Regions from separate parts of the Homo sapiens genome. Here region 1 is linked to region 2. Evidence: read pairs that join two places in POLR2A ChIA-PET (ENCODE). Cell type or tissue: IMR-90. All regions are shown on one strand. Links, peaks and the distances in the headings refer to the core of each region. The heading gives the core; the rest is flanking DNA. Region 1 overlaps LPAR1 (lysophosphatidic acid receptor 1). Region 2 overlaps LPAR1 (lysophosphatidic acid receptor 1).

Evidence for each region. Peaks named below come from ENCODE experiments on the same cell type or tissue, not always from the same donor. Only the 100,000 strongest peaks of a DNase experiment are listed, where the experiment ranks them.
Region 1: POLR2A ChIA-PET joins it to region 2 with 20 read pairs; 4 of 35 experiments call an interaction of 5 or more read pairs at or near these places.

The regions. Positions count from the first base shown.
Region 1 is chr9:110,873,322-110,881,658 of GRCh38, forward strand. It overlaps LPAR1 (lysophosphatidic acid receptor 1), which reads right to left. Exons shown (of 6, transcript NM_001351411.2): 6 at 1-2,401. The coding sequence ends at 2,100. Among named protein-coding and RNA genes, the nearest start is that of LPAR1, 160 kb to the right of the region's middle. In IMR-90, for the core only: no CTCF peak of the experiment used is centred there; no DNase peak of the experiment used is centred there; H3K27ac peaks cover 1,918 bases.
Region 2 is chr9:111,027,392-111,035,728 of GRCh38, forward strand. The region is part of intron 2 of LPAR1 (lysophosphatidic acid receptor 1); the gene reads right to left. Among named protein-coding and RNA genes, the nearest start is that of LPAR1, 6.9 kb to the right of the region's middle. In IMR-90, for the core only: no CTCF peak of the experiment used is centred there; no DNase peak of the experiment used is centred there; H3K27ac peaks cover 406 bases.

The DNA.
Region 1 (8,337 bases), core at 1,439-6,438, 150 kb before region 2:
TAGCCTCCAGAAAAATATGCACATGTGTAAAAGTCCACGTTCATTTCTTTCACTTCCAATATAAAGTATTCTGTATTTTGTATAAAGTACGTGCAAACACCTTTCTGCTAATCGGGTCCCCACATTCTTTTCACTACAGGTACTTTACAAGTCTGCCCTCTGCTCAAACACTAACCGTGCACTGACATCCTCCTTCCTAGACAGCCATTCATCTCCCGGACTTCTTTCTCTCAGACATCCTCCTGACCTCCCCTGACCTGCTTCACCACTGTGTTACCTCACTGGTTACTTGTTACAGCAAACTGATGCAACTACTAGTCTACCTGGACAACATATTAAACAGGTATCACCTAATAGGGTGGCAGCCTATCGGGGTGATTCCTGGCGAATACACAGTAACCAACCACATACTGACACACTCAACCCATTTGCTACAGATGGACCCACACTAATTGATATGACAATCCTTTATTCACTCGGCACATTTGGTTTCTTTGCATTTTCTTCCATTTTACATTGCAGGTGTGGCTACCAAGAGCTGGATAACGAGTCCCTCAAACAAAGTTTGGAATTGCGAGATATATTGGGGTACCTTGATTCTTGAGACAGTTGAATTCTTCTAGTTGATCTTGTTGTATTAAAAAGTCACTCTCAACTGAAGTGACCACTGCATTTCTTTTGTAAAAAGGTCATTTGACTGGCTTTTCCTCACAACTGCCACCCATGCAGTACAAAAGCAGGAAATCCCTTTTCATGAAAGGTGTAAGTACAAGATGACATTTCACATTTTTTTAAAAAAAGAATCCTTCATGGGAATATATCCTAATAATCAATTATATGGAGACAGTTTTATGTACACCAAATTTCTGCAACTTTATAATAATGAAAATTAGAAACAACCTAAATAGTTAACAACATGGGAATGGTTAAATAAACTGAGTTGCATCCATTAAATGGAATATAATATAGCCATTAAAATTATGTTTTTGTAAAATTTTTAATGCCATAAGAAAATGTGGCAATTTTGCAATGAAAAAGATCTACTTATAAAACTGTTTACAGTATGACTCCAATTATGTAAAAAAAGTATACAATACACATATAGGCATACATGGGGGTTGCTTTTTAAAGGTGGTTACTTCTGGGTTGTGATATTATCAGTAATCATTTTTGCTTTTTTATACATTTCTGCATTTTTCAAGTTTTCTATGATGAGTATATTATTTTACAAAGACTACGAAAATTTTCCTCTGATATACTGGTAATTAGAATGTACTTGGGTATTTTAAATATATGGGAACAATATTATAGTGCTTCATCTTCTATGACTTTTTTGGAATACATATCACTTTGGTAATAAACTTACATTCCCTGTTTTATACTTGTTACAACATTTTAATTAAACAGTTAATATTGTGATTAGAGCATTGTTTGCTTCATGACCTAAACAAATACTGGCTTTGAAGTCTAGGTTCTATTTCCTAGAAGATTTAACATTAGTATCCTTTTAATCTTTTTAAGTAAGGCATACTGCATACATACATTACATGCATGCTTTCTAAACAAAAGATAATTCCAACTTACAGTTTTCCTATGTAAGGGAAAAAATGGAATTATGGTAGTTTAAAAGCAGTCCATAGTCTCATCCATCACAAACATGCTGATAGGCATAAACGTGTTTATTAAGTGAAACGTATCCTTTAAAAATAAAAAAGGGAAGCCTGTATATAAATGAAGTTGTGGATTCAACTAGCCAGAATTTATTCTGACTTGCACCAAACCACACAAAATCTTTTAAAAGTCTAGTTAGTGTAGTCTAAATGGACACTCCAGAGTCTGTTCTTGAATTCCATTGCAAGAGCTCCAACTTCCTACTTTCAGAAGGGATGGGGATCAAGATGAGGGTTGTCACATAAGCTAATTTTCAATATATATCAAGTCTTGTGGGGTCCAGGAACAAATACTGTCATTGGTTAGTGTTTAAGTACATGAGTTGACTTTTCTCCTCTCTCACACCCCACCTTGCCCTGGCAATTGGGTAGGGGGAGGCTGTTTATCCTCCAAGAGAGGACGGCTGGTTCCTCATCTCAGTTTCCGTTCTAAACCACAGAGTGGTCATTGCTGTGAACTCCAGCCAAGATGGTGTGGTTGAGGGAGGAAGCCGAGCGGTCTGAGCCTTCTGTGGGGCCGGTGGGGTTCTCACTGCGCTGGCAGCAGAGGATCTGCCTAAAGGTGGCGCTCATTTCTTTGTCGCGGTAGGAGTAAATGATGGGGTTCATGGCAGAGTTGAATTCAGCAAGGAGAAGGAAGAATTTCTCATAGGCCAGCACGTCGCACTGTGGACAGCACACGTCTAGAAGTAACAAAACCAATCCAGGAGTCCAGCAGATGATAAAGGCCCCTACAAGGACAAGGATAGGGATCAGAAGGATTTTTAAAAAGAGAATGAAAAAATATTATAAAACATGCGACCATAAAGTGAAATGATTTCAGTTCAATATAAAAATACTGAAGTTGGAAGCCACCATTGTCGCAAATGAAATACTCATTTCCTGAGAAAATCAGAAAAAATTTAACGATAGTCAACTTAAAATTTTATTTTGGACGTTACTAAAATCAAGCAATTATGAGACATTGATGATTATTATTTTGAGCAAAACACAAAGAGTTTGATAAGCAATTGAGATATGAAAAACTGCATTCAGGAAACACTTCACCTCACATAACAACATGGTTTTTAATAGCAGTGTTATTTTCAGGCAAAAGATAAGCACGAATGATAAGTGTCCTTTAATGTTTAATTAAGGCATAGTTTCTGGATTCAGGTTGTCTGGGCCCAAATCTTTGTTTGACATGTAATAAACTGGGTGAACTTAGGCAAACTACTTTCTTTCCTTAATTTTCCCATCTGAAAATGCAGATGATTATATTTACACCTCATAAGGTTTGTTGTATGGATTAAACAAGTGTTAAGGAAATAATCACTCAATCTGTATCTACAATAACAATAATAATTATTACCTGCTGAGTAGCATGGGCCTGTTTGGAAATTGTGATTTTCAATGACAAGATCTATGTTTTATTTTTATTCAACAACTACCCACATAGTGCTGTCCTATATGCTTTACCAGTAATAATTTATTGAATTTTCACAGTAGCCATATGACATAGAAACTAATATCCCCATTGTACAGATGAAGGAACTGAGACCCAGAAAGTTTATATAACTGGCTCAAGGCCACAGTACTGGAAAGCAGAAAAATCCCAGAGTTTCTGTTCTTAGAGGCTGCCTCCAGAGTTCAAGCTCTAGAAAATATTACATTTCTATATCTTGAAAATGATAACATTAAATATTTTAAACCAAATTTACTATTTCAGATGTTCTACTAATTTAGATCAACTTTGTTCTCTTTCTTCCCCCAATTATTCTGAATCATTACAATTTTACTATAACTGTAAGAGGAATGAAAATATAGATGAGATGCTTAATTCTATTTCATTTAGTTTCTGAAATCACTCATCATTTGGATCCCAGGAAAATGGAGGTTGTAAAATAGCATTAAATCCTACCACTGTGTTACTCCAGACTCTGCTGGGGATCTTCTACTGAAAGAACATGAGCCAACAGCGGTGGGCACCACTGTGTCCCATTACACCTCACCTAATGGGCCCCATATGTGTAATCAGGCAGGCTACATATGTGTAATCAGGCAGAGCGGAAGTAGGAGCAACCCCAGAAGGGCATTTGCATCTTCAGATTTAAATGGCGCTGGCTTTGGTGGATGCAGGCTTGGACTGGGGTCATGGATTTGGTCCAGCCTCAAGGAATTAGTTTCACAAAATGTAAACAAATGAGATTTAGTCTCCAAACAGCCCACTTTTGAATCTGAGCTTTCTTTTGTGAAACTTTTCAGCAGGGAAATGAAAATAAAGGAGAAAAGTACCCCCATAAAGCTCTTTGTTCTACAACACAAATGTGTATTGGTTTTAAACTGCTGTTCACTTTGAAGATTGGCCAAGGTACTTCATTTTCTAATAAATACAACACCTTAGACTTTCCTTGGAGAGAAAAAAATATTTCAAATATCAGGAGATAATAGCCAAGGAGCAATTTGAACTTCAATAAAAATGTTAATAAAGCATTCATTCCAAGTCCTTGAATTTCCTTGCTTGAAAATCACTCAGAAAGCTAAACATAAAGGAAAATCAAAGGAATGCCTCTTGGGTTTCAGAAATAATGCATTATTCATTGAGAAGCCAGGAAGGGAATTATTCTCAGGATGGAAAATGCTTGGATGGAAAATGCATGGTCCCATTATGCCATTTACTTGGAAACTAAAAACACACAGTCCCTTCATGAATGGAACAGCATTCTTTCAAGTTTCCTTTCCCCTTCCTTTTATCAAAGCTCTAATTGAGTTCAAATTCAGAACTTGATTAGACACAAGGAACATGCATCTCAATAGCTAGATTTTAAATAAAATGATCTTTTTCTCCTTCTGGGCAACAGAAGGGAATATCTTTATTCTCTCATACTTAAGCTGCTTGACTTTGCTCAAAAGTGAGAGAATTCAAACACTGTCATTTGTTGTTTATAATTTCTTCCCATGTTAAAATTTAAAAGGTGTAAGATCTTTCCAGAAAGAGCCCATAAGCCTTACTTTTAGACCAAGAAATGCAAGGAACCCTGCTAGACTGAAGGCAGGAAGTGGGAAACACCACAGCCTGACACAGGAGCTTCTATGTATGGATGCTTCATTGAGGAACCTGGATTCCTCTCCTTTATCTTCTTCACTGAAAGGAACTGGTTTTTGTACTAGGATTAAGCCCAACCACACAGTCCCAACACTCTGTGTTTGGATCTTCAAGACTCAATCCAATAATTTCAGTGACTCACAGTACAGGCCTCCGAAATCAACATCTAAAACCAATCATATGGAAATTCTGCGCCCCCCTCCCCCTCCTTTCTATTTCACAGAGGCCTCAAGGATCAAACTGACCAAAAGATGAGGATGCACTACAGAAGACGAAAATGGGGGCTGGAAAATTGTAAGGGATGAGGTTCCTAACCCACAATGAATGGATATTCTGAAATAAATTTTGCTCAAATTAAGGATTTCCCCTTGAGCTTCTGAAAACAATAATAAACCACACCTAAACCCCTTTAATAGTAAGGAGCTAACCATAATTCAATCAGGTTACAGGACTTGAGATGTGCATTGTGGACCCCATCAACATGTAATCTACAGAGAGTTCAGCGTACACCTGAAAGGTTGATAAGAGTTAAAACACCTCCATCTCAGCACCTCTGAAGTGGAGAAATAATAGCTCCCTGCCTCCTCCACATGGCACAGTGAGGATCAAACTGAGATACAACTTGTAAAAGCCCTCTATAAACTGTGCATCTACCTGACCACCATGACTTACGTGAGTGGCACGCTGGCGTTGCAGAGCCCTAGGATAGATTCTCCAAGGGCAGAATGTGAAAATGTGTTTTGGACAAGAAAGAGCTGGCATGTCAAAAGGCTCTGAGACAATACTATCCTGATTATAAAGAGATTCCTAGGACTTGCAGTTGGGTATGAAGAAGATAACAAGAGGGAATAGAGAGACAACATAGGGAAGCAAATCATTTTGGAGGTTCTCATGGGTCAATGCCATCACCTACCAAGATGGGGAATGAAATATAGTACTCAGTAGTCATAGTGCTTTGAGTAGTTTGTATATTTCCAGCACATTTCTGATAGAAGAATCCCACAAACCCAGGCACAACACCGATGAATGGTATGCAACAGTATGAAAGTAAGAGGAAGGGCCCGGTGCGGGAGCTCACGCCTGTAATCCTAGCACTTTGGGAGGCCGAGGTGGGTGGATCACCTGAGGTCAGGAGTTTGAGACCAGCCTGGCCAACAACGGTGAAACCGCATCTCTACTAAAAATACAAAAATTAGCCAGGCGTGGTGGCGCACACCTGTGGTCCCAGCTACTTGGGAGGCTGAGGCAGGAGAATCACTTGAACCCAGGAGGCAGAGGTTGCAGTGAGCCAAGCTCACACCACCACACTCCAGCCTGAGTGACAGAGCAAGACTCCATCTCAAAAAAAAAAAAAAAAAAAAAAAAGGATGAAGAAGTGTGGTTATTTATTGTAACATCAGAAACAGAAGTAGCAGAAGATAAGATGTCCAAGGTCACAAAGGTCTTGTATATCTGGCTATTTGAAATTTGTCCAGTCCAGCATACATTCTCAACCCTAGCCACACATTACAATAGTCTGCAGAGCTTCTTTAAAAAATAAAGACCTTCACCCACACCTCCCACTATGGGATTGTAATCTCATTGGCCTTACTGGTCAGATTTTCATTTAAGACACAACATTGGTGACAGAGTGGAAGAAGAAAATAAAGTAAAGGCAAAACTATTTCCAAATTCCAGAAGAGAGATAATGAAAGCCAGAATCAGGACAGCAGCACTGGGAAGAGATATAGAAGGACTGGAGAAGTATTTAGGAGACGGACTCCATGAGATGGATGAGACAGAGAAGTCTAGAATGACTTCTAAATTTTCACTTTGGTTGAAGGAGGAAACACAGGAGAAAATGTTTACTGGTGTTTTGTAAGGGAGGTAAGGAGAAGAAGACAGCTGATGAGCTGGGTTCAGTATGTGTTTAGTTTGAGGTACCTGCAAGACATCTAATGGAAATGCCTTAATTACATCTAAATAGGCTCATGGCAATTTGTGTCATGGGAAACTGTCTCACAGCACGCTGAACAAAAGTGGTTATATTGTCCCCTGATTTGCCAATATTACAAGTAACATGGGGTGGAGGATATTCAAAACAGATCCGTGGGTTGTTCTTCCTTGAACAAGCTTTATTCCTCCCTGATGCATCTGTCAAAGCAATCTGTGAGAACCCCAATGCCCACAAAGATGGAGGGAGAGGTGCTGGAATGCAGACGCAAAAGGCAGGGAGGAATGAGGCTGTTTTGGAACAACAGGTCACAGCTGCAGATCGAGATCATATTACCACACCTTCCCTCAAATCTATCCAACCTCATCAGCTGAATAATGCTTACCATCTGGTCTCACAATTACAGTCTTTTTTTCTAGAATGACTTTTTCCTAACTAGTTGAACTTTGCTTACATATGGAATGCAAGAACCAAAGTTAAAGAGGAAAACAGTCCTTGCCAGAGAAGACCTCTAGAGACAGTGTCCAAGATTTTTGATGAAAAACACAGAAAGCGTTTCTAGTCTGGCTGGCAAAGTTGTGTTTTTACAAAAGAACCAGACATCCCATAGATCCAAAACAAGTCAAGGTAAATCAATTCTACAACAGCACTGTGCCCAAGGTGGCCTCACTCTTCTTGTTTTTCAAATGAGGATCCCAGAAACAGTCCCATCTCAGAGACCTGCGGTGGGAATCAAGGGAGAAAATAAATGAGTGCCTAAGTTGCTTTTTCTGTTTTCCCTAAATTGTTTATTCCCTCAGGTCAGGCAGCGTGGTATCCCAGAATCTAATCAAATTTTAGTTCATCTCTGTAGTTACGTTGTGATTTCTGCTATTAAGGTACACACATACTACATAGTTAGCTAGGAAATCCTTCAATGCTATGTATCTTAACAGAGCCTATGTCAGAAAAAGTGGCCACAGATGCAAAGCTTATTCTTCCCCAGTCTTGCAGCTAAGGGTTCATTATAATGGGGGTGTATGTGGATGGCTTTTTGAGATTAACGCTTTTTCTAAAAGAATAACCCAGATTAATTAAAAAATCTTTTTTCCTGACTATTGAAACTATATAATTTACCTGAGGTATCTCCACAGTATTATTGTTCTATATTATTTCCACCCTGATACCAATTTTACTCCATCTAGTTTGGTGTTCAACACTGCCATTCCTTCCTGGTCACAGCACATGTTGCATACATTTAAAGTTTCATGATTTCATTTATTGTATGATGTGCTCTAGTATTTTCATTACTCACTCTTGAGAGCAACATTTATCTTTTAGAGAAGGATAATAACACCATACAGAGCTCTAAAGCAGAGCAGAATACTCATTATGTTCTCTTTTTAACATTCCTGGGTGACAGTTTTAGCTTCATTAGACTCTCCTGATCACCACAATGCTACTTTCCTGTGCCCAAGAGAATGCCAAAGCTGCCTTCCCTCTGGTGTACTCTCCTTAACATTAAGTAGTGTGTATTGCGCACGTACAAGTTCCATACCCTACAACAGACTCTAACTCTCATCCTGCAACTGTACCTTGGAAAGTCCACATTGAAATGACTTGAATGCTAGTGCCATTCTTACAGACCATTCAGGTGCTGAAAAGCCAGG
Region 2 (8,337 bases), core at 1,188-6,187:
TCAGGAAGCTGAAGCAAGAGGATGGTTTGAGCCCAGGAGTTTGAGGCCACAGTGAGCTATGACTGAGCAACTGAACTCCAGCCTGGGTGACAGAACAAGACATGGTCTTTAAGAAACAAAACAAGAAAAATATTTTGGGGAAACAGCAGAAAATAAAAATACAATTTTTTTTAAGTCCTGTCCTCATCTAAGAAGTCAGAAGAAAAGTGCAATGGAGAAGAAAATATCAGGCAAGCTGGGTAGACAGGAAAGGTCACACAATTTTAAATGTAGTGATAGAAAGCCTTAACTCAAAGTTGACCTTTGAGTTAAGACATGAAAATAATGAGAGCAGGCATGTGGATACCTAGGAAAGAACATCCTAGGCAGAAGGACAAAGACCAGGAAACCACAGTCCACTGTGTGGATAAGCTCAAAAATGGAGATCATTTAGAGTAAGGATAGAACTCTGGGAACATCAACACTGAAATATGGGCAGAGAAGCACAAGTCCTCAAAAAAAAAAAAAAAAAAAAAAAAAAGAAGCAAGCGGAGAAAGGGAATGACTAAACATAATTAGGTATGTTTAATCAGTCACACACACATTAAATAGTGTGACTAATATGTAGTCATTAGAAATTAAAAATGAAAGATTTTAATGGCCTGTGTACATACTTATGATACAAAGGAGAATGCTGTTAAATATTCCGTAAAAGCAAATATTTTTAAAACTGCAAGAAATTATCCCAAAATGGAATAAGAATTTTTTTTTTTTTTTTGAGGCAGAATCTCACTCTGTCACCCAGGCTGGAGTGCAGTGGCACAAACTCTGCTCACTGCAACCTTAGCCTCCTGGGTTCAAGAGAGCACATCCAGCTAATTTTTGTATTTTTAGTAGAGACAGGGTTTTATCATGTTGGCCAGGCTGGTCTTGAACTCCTGACCTCAAGTGATCTGCCCACCTTGGCCTCCCAAAGTGATGGGATTTCCAGCATGAGCCACCATGCCTAGCAAGAAAGTCAATCTTAAGTGATGGAACTACACATGAATCCCTGTACATTCCACATATTTTAAAATGAGCATATACTGTTTTTTCCTATCAAATTGAAATGAGTATAATTTAAAAGAATCATAATGGCTTAGAAAAAAGAAAACTAAGAATAAACTTGTCTTTTTTCTATCTTGCATGCAAAAAGGCATGCCAATAAAATTATCTAAGGTGAAAATAAATTCTTAATTAGAAAAAGACTTTTTTTTTTTTTTACCAAGTAAAGGACAAACTTGTACTGCATCCTACTTTTTAGTAGGCAACTAAAGCTTAAAATTATTTGATCAGACTTTTAAAACCTCTATGACAAACCTTTACGAGTTTCTCAAAGCGTGGTCTTTAGGCTACTGAAATTTCCAAAGTTCTTCTGGAAGGTTTACCTTTTATATGACAGCAATATGAGACTCACTGCCACTAGTCCTACAGTAAATTAAAACTATATCTGCAACTTCCCCCAGACGTCAAATCACCATCTAATTATTGTAAGGATTTTTTTCCAGATAACAATAGCTGGAATGGGGTGTTTCAGGGATTTTTTGTTCACCCCAGTGGGTATTGTTGAAATTTGCACCATTTCCTTCCTATCTCCCCAGGACCACCTATCAAGAGAAGCCATAGTAAACGCTCAACAAATGCTTGATAACCGATAAAACTACTTTAATCTGCTAAAGAAAAATAACCTAAAGAATTGAAATAAGCCTTGTCCTTGTTAAAATATATCAATCTTTTCACTCTAAAAGTGCTCTCCAGCTTATCACACACATTTTACTGGCATTTACTTCTACATTTAGCAATTATGCCTGAATACTGCCAACTGACTTCTCAGCTAAACTTCAAACTCAAATTGCCAGCCACCAGCTGAAAATCTCTGCCTGCATGGTTTTAGACATGTCTAAAACTAACAAGCCTCACTGCAACAATCATCATGCTCTCGTGTCCTGTCTGGTAATGGCATCAACATGCCCTTTTTTGTCCACAGTAGTCTCCAGTACCCTTCTACCTCCACAAGCTTCGAGATTGGTCCCACCACTTCCTGCCACAAACCGTCAATTTCAGGCACTCCTCCCCAAGCCTGTCACTCACTGGGTCTTCCTCATTACTCTTCTGCATGGAATGAGCTCCACAGACCATTGAGGCTGGCATCCTGCTGCAAGTCATTTCCCTCCTCTAAGGCTGACTTACCCTCTCCATCCTCAGATATGCAGACAGCTCTTTGTTTGAAACTTGGTTTACCGTATTCATCACTACCTACCTGATCTTAATCATTTGAGTCCATATCGCTCCATGTTCATGAGCTACTCAAGAGCGGGGACCGTACTTTCTTAATTTTTTTTTAATTTTAGTGTCCTCAGGCCAGGCACGGTGGCTTGGGCCTGTAAACCCAGCACTTTGAGAGGCCGAGGCGGGTGGTTCACTTGAGGCCAGGAGTTCAAGACCAGCCTGGCCAACACAGTGAAACCCCATCTCTACCAAAAAATACAAAAAAAATTAGCCAGGCATGGTGGTGCACGCCTGTGGTCCCAGCTACTTGGAAGGCTGAGGCAAGAGAATTGCTTGAACCCAGGAGGCAGTGAGCCAAGATCGTGCCATTGCACTCCAGCCTGGGCAATAAAGTGAGGCTCTGCCTCAAAAAAAAAAAAAAAAAAAAAAAAATTTAGTGTCCTCAGCCAAACGTAAGGACACAGAAGTTCTCCAAGATATCAGCTGCATGAAACTAAACTGACAGCGTCTCAAAGTGACCAGAGAACAGATTGTGCTAAATCTGGAAAAGTCAGTCATCTTGCCCTAGCCTTTGAACCTTTACTTTTCTGTGCCTAGTCAGAAAGTAAAGCAAGCAGTTCTCTGTGGAACTACAATAAATAGTGGGTACAGAATGAATGCCTCACTTAGTTGACAATAATCCTTCTCCCCACAATCGTAGTCCAAGAAGGCAAAGCATCCCCTTAACAAAAGGCAATTCTGTTTCAGTTGTGTTATTCTCTTAGTAAGAACACACCATCCTTATCATCTGCTGATTACAGACTTCCAAGGCGGGGGTCCTCACTGAATACTCCTACAATGAAACCTGCCTATAATGAGTAACTCTACCTATCTTCTCTGCTCCAGAAGTGGTTGAAAGGCCTTTCATTCAGGCCTTGTTTTCTACCTAACAAAAGGTTCACAGATGCCAAACACGTGCTCCAAAATGCCCCTCCTCCCGTCGTCTGAGACCCAGATGAAGCAGGGTCCTTGTGGCAATAATATTCTCTGCAATGCTTTTTGTCGTCTTGGTTGTCACACAGCTGGAAATAGTTTTCTTATTCCCGTTTACAATAGCCAGACATTCATTATCACTCTGACAAGAACTCTTGAGTGATGTCATGCTGCACATGCTGCACCAGTTCAAGAAGGGCCCATGCAGGCTCTTCCAGCTTCAAACTTCTCACTCTTGATGGCAGCCTCAAGTATAGCCTCTCTAAAGCAAAAGAAAATGGAGGCAGGCACAGACAGATACACACACAAACATACATATGAGTATGTATAAACATATCCACACTTATCCCACACACACATAAATATACATAAATATTAATTTTTGTAGGTTTGTATAAGTAAAAGGACAACTATGGAAGGCTATGGAACAAACTGATATCAGATGGGTAAGGTTAAAGTGGCAGAGAGAGATTTTTACATTTACTTTAGACACATCTATAGTGTTTGAATCATTGCAAAAAAAAATTTTGTAAATGAATGCAGCTACCCTCTCCTGGTTGGGATGCATTTTATTGTGTTTGTATCCCTGAGTGACTTCAAGATCATAAGTGAAATACATTAGTGAAGCAAAGCACCATGACAGGGTGACTTCAAAATAAGTATTAGCCAGATGCGGTGGCTCACAGCTGTCATCCCAACACTTTGGGAGGCCAAGGTGAGAGGATCCCTTGAGCCCAGGAGTTTGAGAACAGCCTGGGTAATGTAGTGAGAGCCCATTTCTTTAAAAAAAAAAAAAGAAAAAAAAAAAGAAAAGAAAAAGAAAGAAGAAGAAAGAAAGAAAAAGAAAAAAAATAGCCAGGCATAGCGGCACACACCTGCGGTCCCAGCTACTTGGAAGGCTGTAGTGGGAGAATAGCTTGAGCCCAGGAGGTCAAAGCTGCCGTGAGCCAGGATTATGCCACTGCACTCCAAGACCCTATCTCAAATAAATAAAAAATAAGTCTGACTTTCTACAGGCACTAGGTTTGAATTATTCTAGAAAGCAAACTATATACTGAGCAAAGAATCTCAAACACAAGTTGGGTTAAAAGTAAGAATAGGGAAAATGAGATGGAAGCAAGGCAGGGCTACAGATAAAACACAGCTATGTCTATCTCTAGACTTTAAAACAGATAAATCCTAGCAAAATATTTCAAGCATATAAAATGAAAAGGAGATTACCGGGCTCTGTGGTCTCCTTCCTTAAAAGGGAAAGGCCAACTCACCTCAAAGTATTGAGACTACCTTGGAGAAAATGTTCCTAAAATGGAAGAATAACAAGATACATATGCCTGAGTTTGAAGGCATTCTAAAAGAACTTCTCTTACTAATGTCATATGATAGAGGGCAAGCTCCATGAGAGAAGGGGTCTGTCCACATCTTGTTTCCTGCAGTGCTATCTTCCCAGTACAGGGTGGGTACAAATGCCTACTGAATATGGAAGAAAGAGTAATATAAAGGATTAAGGAACACATAGTAAATGAAAACTAGAATTACCAACCAGATATCAGTTCTTATTCTTATTTTCCAGATGTAAAAAGAGAGGCACTTTGACCTACCCAGGAGTAGCGAAACTGGAGATAGAAAGCCTCTTGATCCCTTTTTTACCTCTTCTAGGCTTGGTTTATCTCCCAGGATCCTTCCAGATCCTAACCTTCCAGGAGCATTCCCTGACCTCCACCACCTCACCGCTGAGGGTCAAGTGCCCCCGCTTGGTGCTCCCGCAAAGTCTTCTCTCTCATAACACTTGTTACACTGAATTGTAATTATCTGTTAATCGTGTGTAAGCTCCTCCTGGAGGGTGGGAATCCTGCCTTATTCACACTCACCCCTAGTAAAACTAGCACAAAGCCTGGTATATAGCAGGCAGTCAGTTAAGTGCTCCTGAGATGGGGGGAAAAAAAGTTTCCTCTGCCCCTGAACCATTTCTCCCTCCAAAGACCCAGGAATATCCTTCAATTAGAGCAGAATTTCAGAATCAGGGCAGTTAAGGGTTGGTCAAAGAGAACCACCTAGGCATAGGGGAAGAAAATTTAGTAGAACAGATCGATATAAAGTCTAATCTAGAGCATTGTTTAGACACATAAGTTAATGAATATAGGGAAACTTGCTATAACAGGAATGGTTCACAGTAGCAATCTCAGCATAGCAAATCCTAAACTCTAAGAGACATAGCACACATAATGGCCATAATGAACAAAATTTCCTTCAACCAACAGCTGGAAATCCCACCCATGGCCAGGTATTATTAGTCAAAATTTTTTCTTTTAGAGAAAAATGCTGGTTTTGAAAACATTTTCCTTTATTTTCATAATACAACAAACACAGCTTGCCCTGCCTCATGCAGGCTTATTGCACGTTTGTTTTAGCACTGGACTAAAGTTAAGGGTCTGCCCTGTCATTATATCACTTTTTTAAAACAGTATCACAAAAATAAAATAAATTATAACCTAAATCCATGAATGTAGTAAAATAGTTCTCTTTCATTTCTGGAAAAAAATAATTACAATTTTACATGGACTTCAGGGTTAAAGTTTCTATAGCACTGATTAGATGACAGGGACATGCAAGTATTAAGACAATATTCTTTGGCCCAGCCCCACAAGTTGATAATACAACAACAACACTACTTTGAAATCATACTAACCTGCTAAAAAATGCCAAAGAGTTTAAATAAAATCATCACCACCACCATGCCACCCCTCCTCCTCTCCTACCAAAAATGTATCCTAAAATAAAGTATACTAACCTTGGGCTTCTCCAACTTAATTAACTTAATTTATTAAACATGCCAAACATAAGTTCCCTTGCAGAAGATAAAACAAACTGCTGGGAAGATCATTCATTAAATTGAATTCACAAGGTAATTGAAAGAAATTCAGCCACCTTCTTTTTCTTTTTCTTTTTCTTAAGTTTTTTGAGATGGAGTCTCACTCTGTCTGCCCAGGCTGGAGTGCAATGGCACAATCTTGGCTCACTGCAACCTCTCCCTCCTGGGTTCAAGTGATTCTTCTGCCTCAGCCTCCTGAGTAGCTGGGATTACAGGCGCCCAGCATCACACCTGGCTAATTTTTTGTATTTTTAGTAGAGACAGGGTTTCACCATGTTAGCCAGGCTGGTCTCAAACTCTTGACCTCAGGTGATCCACCCGCCTCAGCCTCCCAAAGTGCTGGGATTACAGGCATGAGCCGCCGTGCCCAGCCTCTTCTTTTTCCTGTCTGTCTCCTGGGTACCCTAGCATCTCCAGATTCAACAGCAATTCAAAGACATCCAAGTCAGTTCCACCTCTGACATGCAACTGAAAACCAGTGTATATCCTCCTGTGACACAGAGGTACTGGGGAGCAAGTGTGAACCTATAAAGCTCCTGAATACCTCTCCCAAATGGATCCCACAGAGTGAAGATAATGAGTTAAATGCTTTAGCTCTAGGGATTTAAAATATATAGAAAGCAAGTTACTTCTACTGGAAGTTAAACTTAAAGAATTCTCATGGTTATGTCATCTCTCACTGCAGTACCGAGTGTGCTACTTGGCTTCCCTCTCTCCTTCCATCTACTGCCTTGCCCTATCATTTACAGAGGCATTAATGCCGGTTTCAAACTAATAATAATTCTTTTTCTTCTGTGCTGCAAATACCCAATCACTGTGGTTAAATACCATGTATAACATAAACAGGGTCAAGAATGCCAGCTGCCAGAAGAGTCATGTTTAAATTAGCATTAACCAGCAAGCCCTTCCCTAAACAAAAAAGAGAGGGGAAAAAAAATGTTTTCTTGGACAGCTCTGTGCCTGCAGAATGACTTCAACCCCACATGTTCAAAAGGCTCCACAAGGTCCAGCTATAACACAATAGCATCATTAATTTTTACTAAATTAAATTTCTCAAAAGTATAAAGCACTATCAATTTGCGGAGAGTAGGGAGGAAGAAACTACTTATTAGTTTATTCTACAACCTTTATATAATTTGAGTAAACAGGCAATAGTGTCTTAAAACGTAGCAGCCATAAGTTACACGGATTGTAATGGAATAAAAGCCCAGTCCTCCATCCATCATCGCACCCCTCACTCTGCCCCAATATGTGTTACTCAGTGTCTTTCCACATCTTGAGGTTATGTAATACTTCCTCCTTGCCTCCCTATCCCCATGTAGCATAACTCCTTAAAATAACATCAGAGGTCCCCCACAATTTGTCCCTTCGTAACTTTCCAGCCTTCATCACCCCACACTCTCACTTTGTCTTCATTCCCCCACCATTCATCTTTTAAAAGATATGTTATTCTTCAAGCCACATTTATAAATTCGTCCCCTGAATCAAAACGTAATTCTCCATTCCCTGGCATGCCAAAGTTCTTGGACTCTACAGCTACCACCCAGTTACACAACACTGCATATACATATTCGGTATGAACCGTGAGGCTCACTGCATCTTTCCCCCCTGTGTTGCAGTTCTTTCTGGAGCTTCCTTTTCACCATCCTTGCATCTACCACATGGAAGGAATTCAATAATTGTTTGCTGAAATAGAATTACCTCCTTTTCTCTCAACTTTCTAAGACATCCATAATAGTTTTCCCTAAGATTTTTTTTTTTAAGAGACAGAGTCTCTCTGTCACCCAGGCTGTAGTGCAATGGCACAATCACAGCTCACTGCAGCCTTGAATCCTGGGCTGAAGCCATCCTCCCTCCTCCGCCTCCCAAGTAGCTGAGACTACACGCACATGCCACCATACCCAGCTAATGTTTCTATTTTTTTTATAGAGACAGAGTCTCACTATGTTGCCCAGGTTGGTCTCAAACTCCTGGCTTCAAGCGATCGTCCTGCCTCAGCCTCCCAAAGTGTTGAGATTACAGGCATAAGCCACCACACCTGGCCCGGGATATTTAAATAAGAGGGTAACATGATATGTAAAAATAAGAAACCAAACAGTAGTATGATGCTGACTTAAGGCCAGAGAAGACTATTGGACTTTAAACCAAGAGCTTATGTTTAAGTTTTTATTACATCACAGTTCAGCTTTTACAATAAATAATGTTCCTCAAGGGTGTAGGCATATTGATACCAAAACATCAAAGAAAAG